3 separate regions of the Homo sapiens genome follow, and all the other regions are linked to region 2. The links are chromatin contacts, found by Hi-C or POLR2A ChIA-PET in ENCODE. All regions are on one chromosome and are shown on one strand. The core of a region is the stretch at or near the end of the contact, and the rest is flanking DNA. Distances in the headings are between cores, read along the strand shown. Region 1 overlaps LIMD1 (LIM domain containing 1). Region 2 overlaps CDCP1 (CUB domain containing protein 1). Region 3 has its middle 26 kb from the start of LIMD1.

What was found. Hi-C counts contacts between places; a loop is a spot of excess contacts on that map. ChIA-PET counts read pairs that join two places held with the same protein, here RNA polymerase II (POLR2A). Pooled maps may share reads with other maps.
Region 1: a map with no recorded cell type shows a loop between it and region 2 (15-fold over the local background). The contact joins two enhancer-like sites. A Hi-C loop is called at or near these places in 1 of 168 maps with a recorded cell type or tissue (aorta), 1 of 37 single-sample maps with no recorded cell type and 2 of 50 pooled maps.
Region 3: a loop to region 2 is called in a map with no recorded cell type, with 12 times the contacts of the local background. The contact joins two enhancer-like sites. A Hi-C loop is called at or near these places in 2 of 37 single-sample maps with no recorded cell type and 2 of 50 pooled maps. POLR2A ChIA-PET finds 5 or more read pairs at or near these places in 1 of 52 experiments (BJ).

What each region holds. Positions count from the first base shown.
Region 1 is chr3:45,610,976-45,615,073 of GRCh38, forward strand. The region is part of intron 1 of LIMD1 (LIM domain containing 1); the gene reads left to right. Among named protein-coding and RNA genes, the nearest start is that of LIMD1, 18 kb to the left of the region's middle. RefSeq lists enhancers at 747-816, 1,874-1,923. Within about 2 kb of position 2,141, at least 6 of the 41 ENCODE cell types and tissues checked have a DNase peak (open chromatin) inside an H3K27ac peak, as active enhancers do.
Region 2 is chr3:45,121,274-45,125,249 of GRCh38, forward strand. All of the region lies in intron 1 of CDCP1 (CUB domain containing protein 1), which reads right to left. Among named protein-coding and RNA genes, the nearest start is that of CDCP1, 23 kb to the right of the region's middle. RefSeq lists enhancers at 2,704-3,205, 3,206-3,705. Within about 2 kb of position 1,923, at least 10 of the 41 ENCODE cell types and tissues checked have a DNase peak (open chromatin) inside an H3K27ac peak, as active enhancers do.
Region 3 is chr3:45,566,371-45,570,421 of GRCh38, forward strand. No RefSeq gene overlaps it. Among named protein-coding and RNA genes, the nearest start is that of LIMD1, 26 kb to the right of the region's middle. RefSeq lists an enhancer at 735-1,261. Within about 2 kb of position 1,486, at least 5 of the 41 ENCODE cell types and tissues checked have a DNase peak (open chromatin) inside an H3K27ac peak, as active enhancers do.

The DNA.
Region 1 (4,098 bases), core at 891-3,390, 490 kb after region 2:
TACTTCCTAAGTATGGATACTTGAAAATGTAAAATCGCACGTGGCTTGCATATTTTTCTGCTGGGCAGGGCTGTGCCTTACAAAGCACTTAGAACAGGCTGTAACACATGGTCGTTTGCTGTATACATTCTCTTGCTTTGTCATTTTCTCAAAAGCATGGAAGCGTCTTTACCTTGTCCCATCTGAAAGCCAAGCCCAATCGATTTGTTCAGAACCACAAATGCTTAAACAAAAAGATCATCATTTGTTCAAGGGAGGCTGATTTCATGATTGCCAACCACCAAGTGAGCCCACTGAGGCCAAATGCCTGATGCAAGGGATGGCAGGCTGCTCCCACGCAGCCTTAGAACGAATCCGTTCCCACTTGAAGCAGGGGGGCTCTGGGGTCCGAAGCTGCTGTGTGCACAGGGCTTGATGGAGCAGGTGGTCATTGCAGCTGAGCCAACTTTCCAGCGCCTTAAAAAATACACTCAGTTTAGCAAGTACAGGCAGAAAGCCCAAAGAGATGGCCCATCCCCTTGAGGGAGGTAGAGAAGTGAACGATGGTGTTTCCTGTCCCAAGAGGTGGGAGGAAGGCTGTTTGGGATTTGGCTCATCAGGGGCCACAGGCTACTGGGATGCCTATGTCCTATCCCTCTGTGTAGGCTATGGAGCCCTTTCCTGGGTATGGGCCTCCCAATAAGCCTGTGGCCAATGCAGGGGCAGGCTGGGAGGTGGCTTTCCAGGCAGCTTGCAAAGGCCTGTTTGTCTGAGGCTTGTCCTGACATCACTGAGGCTTTGCTTGCAGGTGGCAGGGACTTACACAGAGGCTCTTTGTTGGCCAGCCACAGAGGTCAGTTAGAAGCCATGAATGGACTGGAGCTGGCAGCCCCTCCTCTACCCATAGCACACAGCTGCCACCTCTCTGGGTTGCCCATGCCTGACGGTGGGTGTGTGAGGTGTGGGGAGAGGCATCTCTGCCCAAATTTGTAGCCAGAGAGCAGAGGAAGTGAAGTTGGTGGGAGGCGGTGAGGAAGGCAGGGAGAAAGAAAGGAGGTGGTGTTGAGGAAGCTAGCATGGCTTCTGCCCAGCTCTGTCATGGTTTGCAGGTGCGCGCTCTCTCTCTCTCTCTCTCTCTCTCTCTCTTTAAAGACAAATTCTCACTCTGTACCCAGGTTAGAGTTCAGTGGCACCATCTTAGCTCACTGTAGCCTTGGCTTCCTGGGCTCAAGCAATCCTCCCATCCCAGCCCCCCGAATAACTGGAAACACAGGTATGCACAACCATGCCTGGCTAATTTGTTAATTTTTGTAGAGGCAGGGTCTCGCTGTCTTGCCCAGGCTGGTCTTGAACTCCTGGGCTCAAGTGATCCTCCCACCTCGGCCTCCCAAAGTGCTAGGATAACAGGTGTGAGCCACTGTGCCAGGCCTTTTGCAGGCTATTTGATGTCTGCATTGGATACTTGGGGTCAGGCTCAATGCCTGGAAGTCATTTAGTGTCATTCTGCTGTGCTCTATTACTTTAAGCATTCACAAGCCTTTCCACACTCTCACTTCTTGATAGGAGGAGTGTCTAGGAATTGTTTTCAAAATGCTGTATTTGCATACAGAGAAATGTGTAGTTCAGTGAGTTTTGACAGATGCATGCACCTGTGTGACCCACATTCCTATCAAGATATAGAATAGTTCCATCCCCAGAAAGTTCCCTCATGCTTCTTTCCAGTTAGTGCTCACCTCCAGGCAACTACAATTCTGATTTTTTAAAATCATTTATTAGTTTTGCCCATTCTAAGATGTAATATAAATGGATTCATATAGTATTTATATACAGTTGATCTTCATTATCCACAGATTCTGTATTTGTGAATCAGCTTACTTGCTAAAATTTATTTGTAACCCCAAAATTAATACTCACAGTTCTTTTGTGATCATTCACAGATATAACAGAGTGCTGAAAAGTTTGAGTCCCCTGACGCCTATCTTCCCAGCTGAAGTCGAACAAGGCAACGCTCCGCCTTCTTGTTTCAGGTCATGCAGTAAACAGGTGTCCTTTTCATGGTCTATTTAGTGCCATGGTTTTTGCATTTTTGTGGTTTTTGTTGATGATTTTGCTGTTTCAAATGGCCCCCAGGCACAGTGCTGGAGTGCTTTCTAGTGTTCCTAAGAGCAAGAGGGCTGTGATGTGCTTTACAACGAGAATATGTATGAGAGAAGCTTTCTTCAGGCACGAGCTACAGGGCTGTTGGCTGAGGGTTCGATGTTAATGAATCAACAATATATACTAAGGAAGGTGTCTCTAAATAGAAGCACACATAAAACAAGGTCATATATTCATCAGTTGATGAAAGTGTTGTGGTCAGAAGTTTTCAGAAACCTAACCCTGTATTTCTGCCAGAAGCAGTGGTTCAGTATTGACTGATTCAGTATTCTTGCCAAATAATGAGAATCAACTATAGTACTCCTTTGTCCAGCTTATTTCACTCAGATAATATCTGTGAAATTCAGCTATGCTGTTGCATTATCAACTGGGCTTTTTGCATTATCAATTGTGCTTTTGTTTTACTGCTGAGTAATATTACATTGTATGGATACACCACAAGATTTGTTTTTCCATTTCCCTGTTGAGGTTTTTTTTTTTTTTTCATTTTTGGCTATTATGAATAAGTCTGTTAGGATTGTTTTTGTGTAAGACTTTGGGTTTTTTTTTTGTTTGTTTTTTTCTTTTGTAAATATGGGATCTCGCTATGTTGTCCAGGTTGGTTTTGAACTCCTGGCTTCAAGTGATTCTCCTGCCTTGGCCTCCTAAAGTGCTGGAATTATAGGCATGAGCCACTGCACCTTATATGTACAAGTCTTTGTATAGACACAGGCTTTCGTTTCTCTTGGGTAAATACCTAGGAGTAGAATTGCTGGATCATGGAGTAGGTGTATGTATAACTTTTTTAGCAACTGCCAAAAACTTTTCCAAAGTGGCCGTGCCACTTAGCATTCCCACAGCAGTGTGAAAGTTCCTCTGATTCTCCAGCTGTTTTTAGAATTTCTTGGGGGCCCTGCTTTACTTGTTGCTTTCTAAGCCACCTGTTCTCTGAGCTGGCAACGCTTGGCTGATACCCTCCCAATTTCCTCTGTTAAAATATTATCTTCACAAGATATTTTATTCCTTTCTTGATAGTGATGGGCTGTGAGCCCATCACTATTTTACTTTGCTTCTTTGCTCTCTTAAGAGTTTGATTTAAAAAACATTTTTTTGTTTTTGCTTTTACCAGTTTTCTCTAGTACAGAAATCCTCTTAGGCTGGGCACAGTGGCTCATGCTTGTCATCCCAGCACTTTGGGAGGCCGAGGCGGGTGGATCACGAGGTCAGGAGATCGAGACCATCCTGGCTAACATGGTGAAACCCAGCCTCTACAACAAATATAAAAAATTAGCCGGGCGTGGTGGCGGGCACCTGTAGTTAAAAAAAAAAAAAAAAAAGGAAATCCTCTGCCCGGGTGCTGTGGTTCACGCACTTTGTAATCCCAGCACTTTGGGAGCTGAGGCAGGGGGATTGCTTGAGCTTAGAGATTCAAGACCAGCCTGGGCAACATGGTGAAACTTTGTCTCTACGAAAAATAAAAAAATTAGCTGGGCGTGGTGGTGCGTGCCTATAGTTCCAGGTACCGGGGAGGCTGAGGTGGGAGGATCATATGAGCCCAGGAGGTCAAAGCTGCAGTGAGCCATGATCACACCACTGCATTCCAGCCTGGGCAACAGAATGAGGCCCTGTCTCAAAAAAAGTGATAATAATAATAAAATAAAAAATAAATTCCTGGGTGTTTTTTTTTTTTTTTGCCGTTTTTTAAACCTTAAACACAGCTAACTGTAGAAAAGTCAGAAAGTATAGAAAAAAATTGGAAAGGTCACCGATCATCCTACTCTAGGGATAATCACTGTTAGGATAGACTTTTTTTTCTTTTACACATAGATATTTAATTTTAAAGAATTTGAGTGAACTAAAATTAACTTTGTTGTAGATTTGGGGACTTTAGTGAAAGTTGGGCCAATAGAGGATGTCGGGGAGCAGAACTTCCCCTCTTCTCTCTTGGGGTCCTGGTGGGGTCTGAAAACTAAATTGACATAG
Region 2 (3,976 bases), core at 673-3,172:
GTGGCCATTTAGAATCTTCTGAGGCTGAGGAGTTCCTCAAGATGTCAGATTAAAAATGAATCCAGATCTATGTTCAGAAACCCAGTTGCCAGGTTTATATCTGAGCTGTATATTACAACTCTTGTGTTCTTTTTCTGTAATCATGAAAACGTCTAACTGTGTTATTTGTAAAAAAAATTCTTGGAGCCCTCAGTCTCTCCAAGTTGGGCTAATTCACCAGCAAGTGAAGCTGAGTCCAATCTGAGGCTACAGCCCATCTAGCTATGTTACCAATTTCTTTCTTATTCCCATTTCCCCTTCTGTCAGCTTTTTTATCCTTTATTTAAAAATTCCTGCCCCTATGATCATTATTTTAAATCAGTGCTAGACGCTAAGCAGAGCTGCATTGCCTAAGGCTAGAGATGGGGAGAGGGAATGGAGTACCAGGGGGCAAAGCAGACCGTGCAGGGTGAGGGGACTGTTTTGTATCTTGACGATAGCAGTGATTACACCTTGTATACAAATGCCAAAATTCATCAAACTGTACACTTAAAATTGATGATGTTTATTTTATGTAAGCTATACCTTAATAAAAAGAAAAAGTGTTCAAAAGATCATGTTTTCACACAAAGTAGGCATGTAATAAATTAATAAAAGAATAATCATTACCACAGTTAAAATATGGTTTAATAATATTTTGGGGGAAGCCTAGGTATATGTAATATTTTAAATCTCTTTAACTTAGATTCAGAGAAGACCAAAGCTGATCTCACCAAAATCTCTCCACTCAGTTCTTCTCTGTTGTTTGGCCAGGTTAGTACCCAAAATAATTCTGGGTATATGGCAAGGTATTCTTTTATAATGACAGTCAAAGAAAAATGTATAATCTGTATTTTTTTTTTTTTTTTTGAGACGGAATCTCACTCTGTTGCCCAGGCTGGAGTGCGGTGGCGCAACCTCGGCTCACTGCAACCTCCGCCTCCTGGGCTCAAGCTATTCTCCTGCCTCAGCCTCCCGAGTAGCTGGGACTAAAGGCATGTGCCACCACGCTCAGCTAATTTTTGTATTTTTAGTAGAGCTGGGGTTTCACCATGTTGGCCAAGCTGGTCTTGAACTCCTGACCTCAGGTGATCCACCCACCTCAGCCTCCCAAAGTGCTGGGATTACAGGCGTGAGCCATTGTGCCCAGCCAGAAAAATGTATAATCTCTTTTAGAAATTTTTTTTTGAGACAGAGTTTCCCTCTGTTGCCCAGGCCGGAGTGCAATGGCGTGATCTTGGCAACCTCTGCCTTTGGGACTCAAGTGATTCTCGTGCCTCAGTCTCCCGAGTAGCTGGGACTACAGGTGTGCCACCACGCCTGGCTAATTTTTGTATTTTGTAGTAAAGAGGGGGTTTCACCATGTTGGCTGGGCTGGTCTTGAACTCCTGGCCTCAAGTGATTTGCCCACCTCGGCCTCCCAAAGTGCTGGGATTACAGGTGTGAGCCACTGCACCTGGCCTAGAAATTCATTTTTTAAAGAATTTTGGAAATGATGTATTCATTCGACAAACATTTTCTGGGTTCATAATCTATTCTAGGGACACACTTGGTGCAAATGACTTAATGATAAAAACAGCCAGAGTCCCTGCCCTTAGGGAATTAATAGCCTAGACTAAGGGCCTACAAATGGTCTGTGATAAAGTTCTAAGCCCTAGTAGGTATAACAAGGGCTCTGGGAATCTGTACTGGTCTATGCTGAGACGTAGGGATTTTTTTTTTTTTGGTCCATGGTGAGAAGTAGGGATTCGCTTTTACTTTTTTTTCCATATGGAGAGCCCATTGTTCCAACTCTAAGCGTTGAATATACCAGTCCTTCCTTCATGAATTACTAATGCTACTTCTGTTGTTTCTATTTTTTATTTATGGTCTTTCACACAAACTCATTTTGCAATCAAGGAAGATGAAACCTTACGAGGGTTAAATGACTCACTCCTGGTAGATGTTTAACGTCTTAATATGTTTCTTTGCCCTGGCTGAGATGATCAACCCAGCACGTTCTACTGTCCAGCTGTAGTTTGTAACTATTCTTTGGTATACCAGACCAGAGAATTTGGGCTTGAGTAATCCCCCACCTGGTGTCCAGCTCATAGTTCAGAGGAAACAACTAAGCTAAAGACACATGATAGGCAAAGCTGAATTTAGCTACCTTTCCAACAGGAGGAGATGACTTATATTATAGGCTCTTTTCTAGGGTCACAGCCAAGGACACATCACTCACATGGCTGTCATTTTTAATGATCCCCCTCATCCTAACTGATAAATAAGTTAGCTAGAAGGGGTGAACAGGAGCAAGAAGATAATGATTCAACACCTTGTACATACTTGAAATGTGGACTCTCTCCTGACCCCCACCAATTCTGCCACTCTGGAGGCATTTATTTCGCTGCAATAAAAACAGTGGTAAAATCCCCACTGCTTAAGTAGAGTAACTTGTCAGCTCATTTGATCACAAATGCTTGGATCACATCTCTTTCTTTTGCCTCCCCAGGAATTTGGTATTTCATTGGTCTAATATTTCAGAAAATCATTACCCAGGTTCAGAGAAACTTAGAAATGCTCCAGATTCTGGTGTGACTTTGAGGCTTTATGGGCTGAAAGGCATCCAAGCTTTCACTAGAGCAGTGCATGGGCTCCTGGGCTTAGGGCATTTGGAAAAGCTTACAAGGCACAGGCTTGGGCTCCTGAGTCACACACAGCTCTTTTCTTCAGCTCTCCTGCCTCCTGACCTCTCCTTATTAGGACACCTTTGTGAGCATCTGCCTCACCAGCTCCTTCCTGGGCAGGCAGGGTTGGGGGAAGAATTTCCATTTGTTTTAATCATCATTCATGATTCACCATTCATTAATCACCATATCACACATCCCTGTTATTTCTTCTCCCTGCCATCCTATTTCTTTGCAATTCTCGATTCTAGTAAGGGAAACTAATGTAGGGGAGGGAATTCCAGGTGATAAACACCGGAAGTCATTTTTCTCCCAGATCTGTCAAATACAGTTTAAAAGACTGGCAAAATAACTGGCAACCCGTCTAAAATTTGTAGACGAATTGGAACAAGTTGCCTCAATTCTGGGTGTGGTTGCCTGTGGGACTCGGCTCTCATTCACCTTCTCTGTCCAAGGAAGATGGACTGAGCAGCTCCCAGCCAGGGCTGGGCTCAGCCTAGGCACCAGGAGATACATATTAAGATGCATGGTGCCCTGGAGGAGTGCCCAGGATGCCAAGGGAGGCAGACTCAGAAACCAAGAAGTTTGTGGCTGCTCAGTCACGGCTTGCATGTGAGTCAGGTTCCACTTATGGCCAAAATAGCCCTGTCCTCTCTTAGGAAGAGGTCACATTGCAGACCAACATTCCATTCTCAACAAGTCCAGCAGCTGGTGTTTCCTCCATCCATGGAGCAGATCCCTGCTTTTCAGACTGAGCATCAGATAAGTCGTGATATGCTTTTAGGGGCCAGGTTTGCAAAATACGTTTCATTAAATTGTGGATGTGCACACCATGGGAGCCCCAGGATGTCCAGCAGATTGGCAAGTTTATACCCTACCTCATATCCACCCCAAGGGGACACACACACCATTGCAATGATTTCTCCCAACCTTTATTCCCTGCAGGGAGCGAGTGTTGAATTCACACACATTGAATGAACATTTGCCTGTCTGTTCATTAGACCCAAATAGTAATTTTAGGACACCAGGGAACTTCAAGGTACTCTGAAGACATTGAGGGTCTGCTATCAACCATCTGGGGGTGGTGGTCAAGGAGGGCTTCACAGAAGGCGTATGACTTAAGATGGGTCTAAAAGAATGGATATGAGTGTGCCAACCAGGAACTGTGAGATGACTGTCAGGAAGGACAGATGGAAGGAATAGCAGGTGCAAAGATGCCAAGATATGAAAATCATGGCTTCCTTGGAGCCACTCTGGGGAGTTTGATTTGGCCAGAGTTTTGTTTGGGTGGG
Region 3 (4,051 bases), core at 236-2,735, 440 kb after region 2:
CTTGACCGTGGGAATCACTGGCTTATGGAGACACCAGTAATGGGGACACTCAGTTACTTGAGTGGACATGGATTAAGTAAGACAGCCCCAAACATAAGCTGGGCCTCTGTGTCCGTATCCTCCAGCAGGCCACACAAGGGTACGGGGCGCAGTGCACACCTCTCAGGAGAACACAAGCTGTCCCGAATCATTTACAACCATCTCCATGAAACTATGCATAAGGCCGCCTTTGCCCTCCAGGCAGCAGACACAGGGGCTTTTTGCTGCTGTCTTCCATAAATTACTGGAAGCTCCAGGTGTGTTCATTCAGGTTCTCTGAGAAGCAGATACCAAGATGGGATATGACACGCAAGAGATGTATTGGAGAAAATGCCTGTGCAGGAGAACAGAGAGCAAGATGGGGGCATTGGGAGAACCATCAGATTTTGACGCAGTCTGACCCCTGTGAAGGAGAGAAGTAAGGGAGGTCTTAGACAGCTGTTTAAGGGAGTCCTTGGGTCAGAGTCATCTGTCAGTGGAGCCCCACATCTCTCAGGAATAGGCCTGCCCGAGTATCCCTGCCTTGCTCAGCCATAGGCTGGGAGCAGCCTGTGGGAGGCATAGCCTTGGCACAGATGGGGTGGCGGGTCCCGAGCACAGTGTCTGGGGTCTCTGGCAATCACGCTCCCACAGTGGAAGGTTGGAGGGCCTGGCAGTGGGCTAAGAGGGCTGTGGCCCAGTCCTCTCCACAGCCTGCCACCAGCTCGGCGCCTAGCCAGTCCCAGCAAAGTCAGTTCCCAAGGTGGTGAGACTGTGGGAGGGAAACAGCCATCCCCACACAGGCCTCCCTGCAGGCCTCAAGGGAAGGTCACCCAGGACAACCAGCTCCACAGCAGAGGGAGGATCTGTGAGGCACTTTCATGTCAATAGGGGTTGCATGTCCTCAGAGGAAATCAAACCGTGAAATCATTTCCAACACAAAAGCCCATTTATTTTAACAAGGGAAAAAAACAGTGGCTCCAAACAGCCCTCAGACATGATGGGTACCCTGTGGACGTCTGTGATGCCTTGTGGTCCATTCACAGTTCCTGGTAGGCACAGAGCGAATCTTTTCCATGTTTTGGGTTTTTTGTTTGTTTGTTTGTTTTTGTTTTTTAAATGGACTTAGAGGGTTGTGAGCATTTTGCAAAAGAATCAAACACCATGCCAGTTGCCAGTCTGTGCCAGCACCTTCGATTCCCAGTCTGGCCCTGCTCAGTGGCAAGATTTAGATTTAAAATCCATTTTTCCAAGAAGACAGGATGGTGAACATGTAAGTCTGATATTCAGTCTCCAGGCCTGGTGACTTGCTCCTCCGAGGCCCCAAAGCCCAGGAGAGATGCTCACTCGGTTCTCTCCATGTTCCGTCTGAACATCACCTGCTTCAGTTCCCCAGTAGATTGGTTGTGCCAATTGACCTGGTATATCACACAGCTGTGGCCTCGGGGCTGTGTTTTTATCTCCTAAGTGGTTAAGATTTAAAGATGGGGAGCAGAGTGGGCGGGAAAGGGCGGGAAGACGTCAGCAGATGTGAAATCAGGCAGACAAAAATAAACAGGGCACTCTTCCTTCCTGTCTGTAGGGCTCACCATCTCCAAGAGGTGGGTCAATTCTCCTCCCCAGGAGCAGATGGGGAACTTCACAGCCACATCCTCAGTTCAGTTTCTCTAGCCGCTTCTAGGGTTTTCCCGAGCCTGCCCTCAAGCTGTGAGGAGCCTCTTTTGTAGCTCACATCCCAACCATGTGGATTAATGAAAATGTCACAGGGGCTTTTTCTTTTTGATGTTGCCTTACACATGCACCTCAAATGTCCCCAAGTCCTCTGGCCTTCTGGAGTCACCCATTTTTTTATTTTAGATTTAGGGGTACATGTGAAGGTTTGTTACATAGGTAAGCATGTGTCACAAGGGTCTGTTGTACAGATTGTTTCATCACCCAGCTATTAAGCCCAGTACCCAATATTTTTTCTGCTCCTCTCCCTCCTCCCACCCTCCACCCTCAAGCACGCCCCAGTGTCTGTTGTTCCCTTCTTTGTGTCCATAGTCCTTTTTTTTTTTTGAGACGGAGTCTTGCTCTGTCGCCCAGGCTGGAGTGCAGTGGCGCGATCTCCGCTCACTGCAAGCTCCGCCTCCCGGGTTCACGCCATTCTCCTGCCTCAGCCTCCGGAGTAGCTGGGACTGCAGGCGCCTGACACCACGCCCGGCTAATTTTTTGTATTTTTAGTAGAGACGGGGTTTCACCGTGTTAGCCAGGATGGTCTCGATCTCCTGACCTCGTGATCTGCCCGCCTTGGCCTCCCAAAGTGCTGGGATTACAGGCATAAGCCACCGCGCCCGGCCTTCATCACGCAGCTATTAAGCCCAGTACCCAATAGTTATCTTTTCTGCTCCTCTCCCTCCTCCCTCCCTCCACCCTCAAGCAGGCCCCAGTGTCTGTTGTTGCCTTCTTTGTGTCCATAAGTTCCTACCATTTAGCTCCTATGTGTAGGTGAGAACATGCAGTATTTGGTTTTGTGTTCCTACATTAGTTTGCTAAGAATAATAGCCACCAGCTCCAATCCACTTATTTATTACTCAAAAAAAATAGATCCAACCACTAATATCATGAAACTAGGGGAAGTTGTGCCCTCTCACCACTGAAACTAGCCCATTCAAGGTCACCAACGACCTTCGTATTGCAAAGCCAATGACACTTTCAACCCTCGTCTTAATTCTACAGACACACTCTTCTTTCTCTTCTCCTGCCTCCTGGCCGCGCTGTCTCAGCCTCATTTTCTGGCTCTTTCCTCTCTTTGAATTCTTGGGGGCTTGGTCCTGGACCCTCTATTCTTCTCATTCTTCTCTATACCCTCTGCCCAGATGAGCTTACTCAGGCCCATGATATCAAACACCAATGGCACCAAATTTCACATCCACTGATGAAAATGCCTTTGTAAAAATTACAACATTGAGAAAAATCTGGCATAAGGAAATTTTGAAAGTGAAAGAAATCTGACCTGACTCTATCTTGCTTCGAACCTTCATGCTACCCTTGTTCATTCCTGGGCATAGGCCAAACTAACTTTGGGAGGAATTTAGTTTATAGTTTAACTATTTTTTTTTTTTTTAAGAGAAAAGGTCTTGCTCTGTTACCCAGGCTGGGGTGCAGTGGCACAATCATATAGCTCACTGCAGCCCTGAACTCCTGAGCTCAAGTGATCCTCCCACCTCAGCCTGCCAAGTAGCTGGAACTACAGGCATACACCACCACTCCTGGCTAATTTTTTTTTTCTTTCTTTTTTTTCAGAGGGAGTCTCGCTCTGTCACCTAGGCTGGAGTGCAGTGGTGCATTCTTGCCTCACTGCAACCTCCGCCTCCTGGGTTCAAGCAATTCTCCTGCCTCAGCCTCCCAAGTAGCTGGAATTACAGGCATGCACAACCACGCCTGGCTAATTTTTGTATTTTTAGTAGAGATGGGGTTTTGCCATGTTGGCCAGGCTGATCTCAAACTCTTGACCTCAGGTGATCCGCCCGCCTCAGCCTCCCAAACTCCTGGGGTTACAGGTGTGAGCCACTGTGCCCTGCCTTTTTTTTTTTTTTTTTTTTTTTTGAGACAGGGTCTTGCTCTGTCACCCAGGCTGGAGTGCAGTGGCATGATCTCAGCTCACTGCAACCTCTGTGTCCCGGGTTCAAGCAATTCTCATGTCTCAGCCTCCCAAGTAGCTAGGATTACAGGCGCATGCCACCACGCCTGGCTAATTTTGTATTTTTAGTAGAGACGGGGTTTCACCATGTTGGCCAGACTGGTCTTGAACTCCTGACCTCAAGTGATCTGCCCACCTCAGCCTGCCAAAGTGCTGGGATTACAGGTGTGAGCCACCATGCCTGGCCCACTCCTGGGTAATTTTTTTTTTTTTTAAATTTTGTAGAGACAAGATCTCATTACGCTGCTCAGGCTGGTCTCAAACTCCTGGCTTCAAGTGATCCTTCTGCCTCAACCTATCAAAATGTCAAGATATACAGGTGTGAGCCACCATACCGGGTCTATAGTTTAA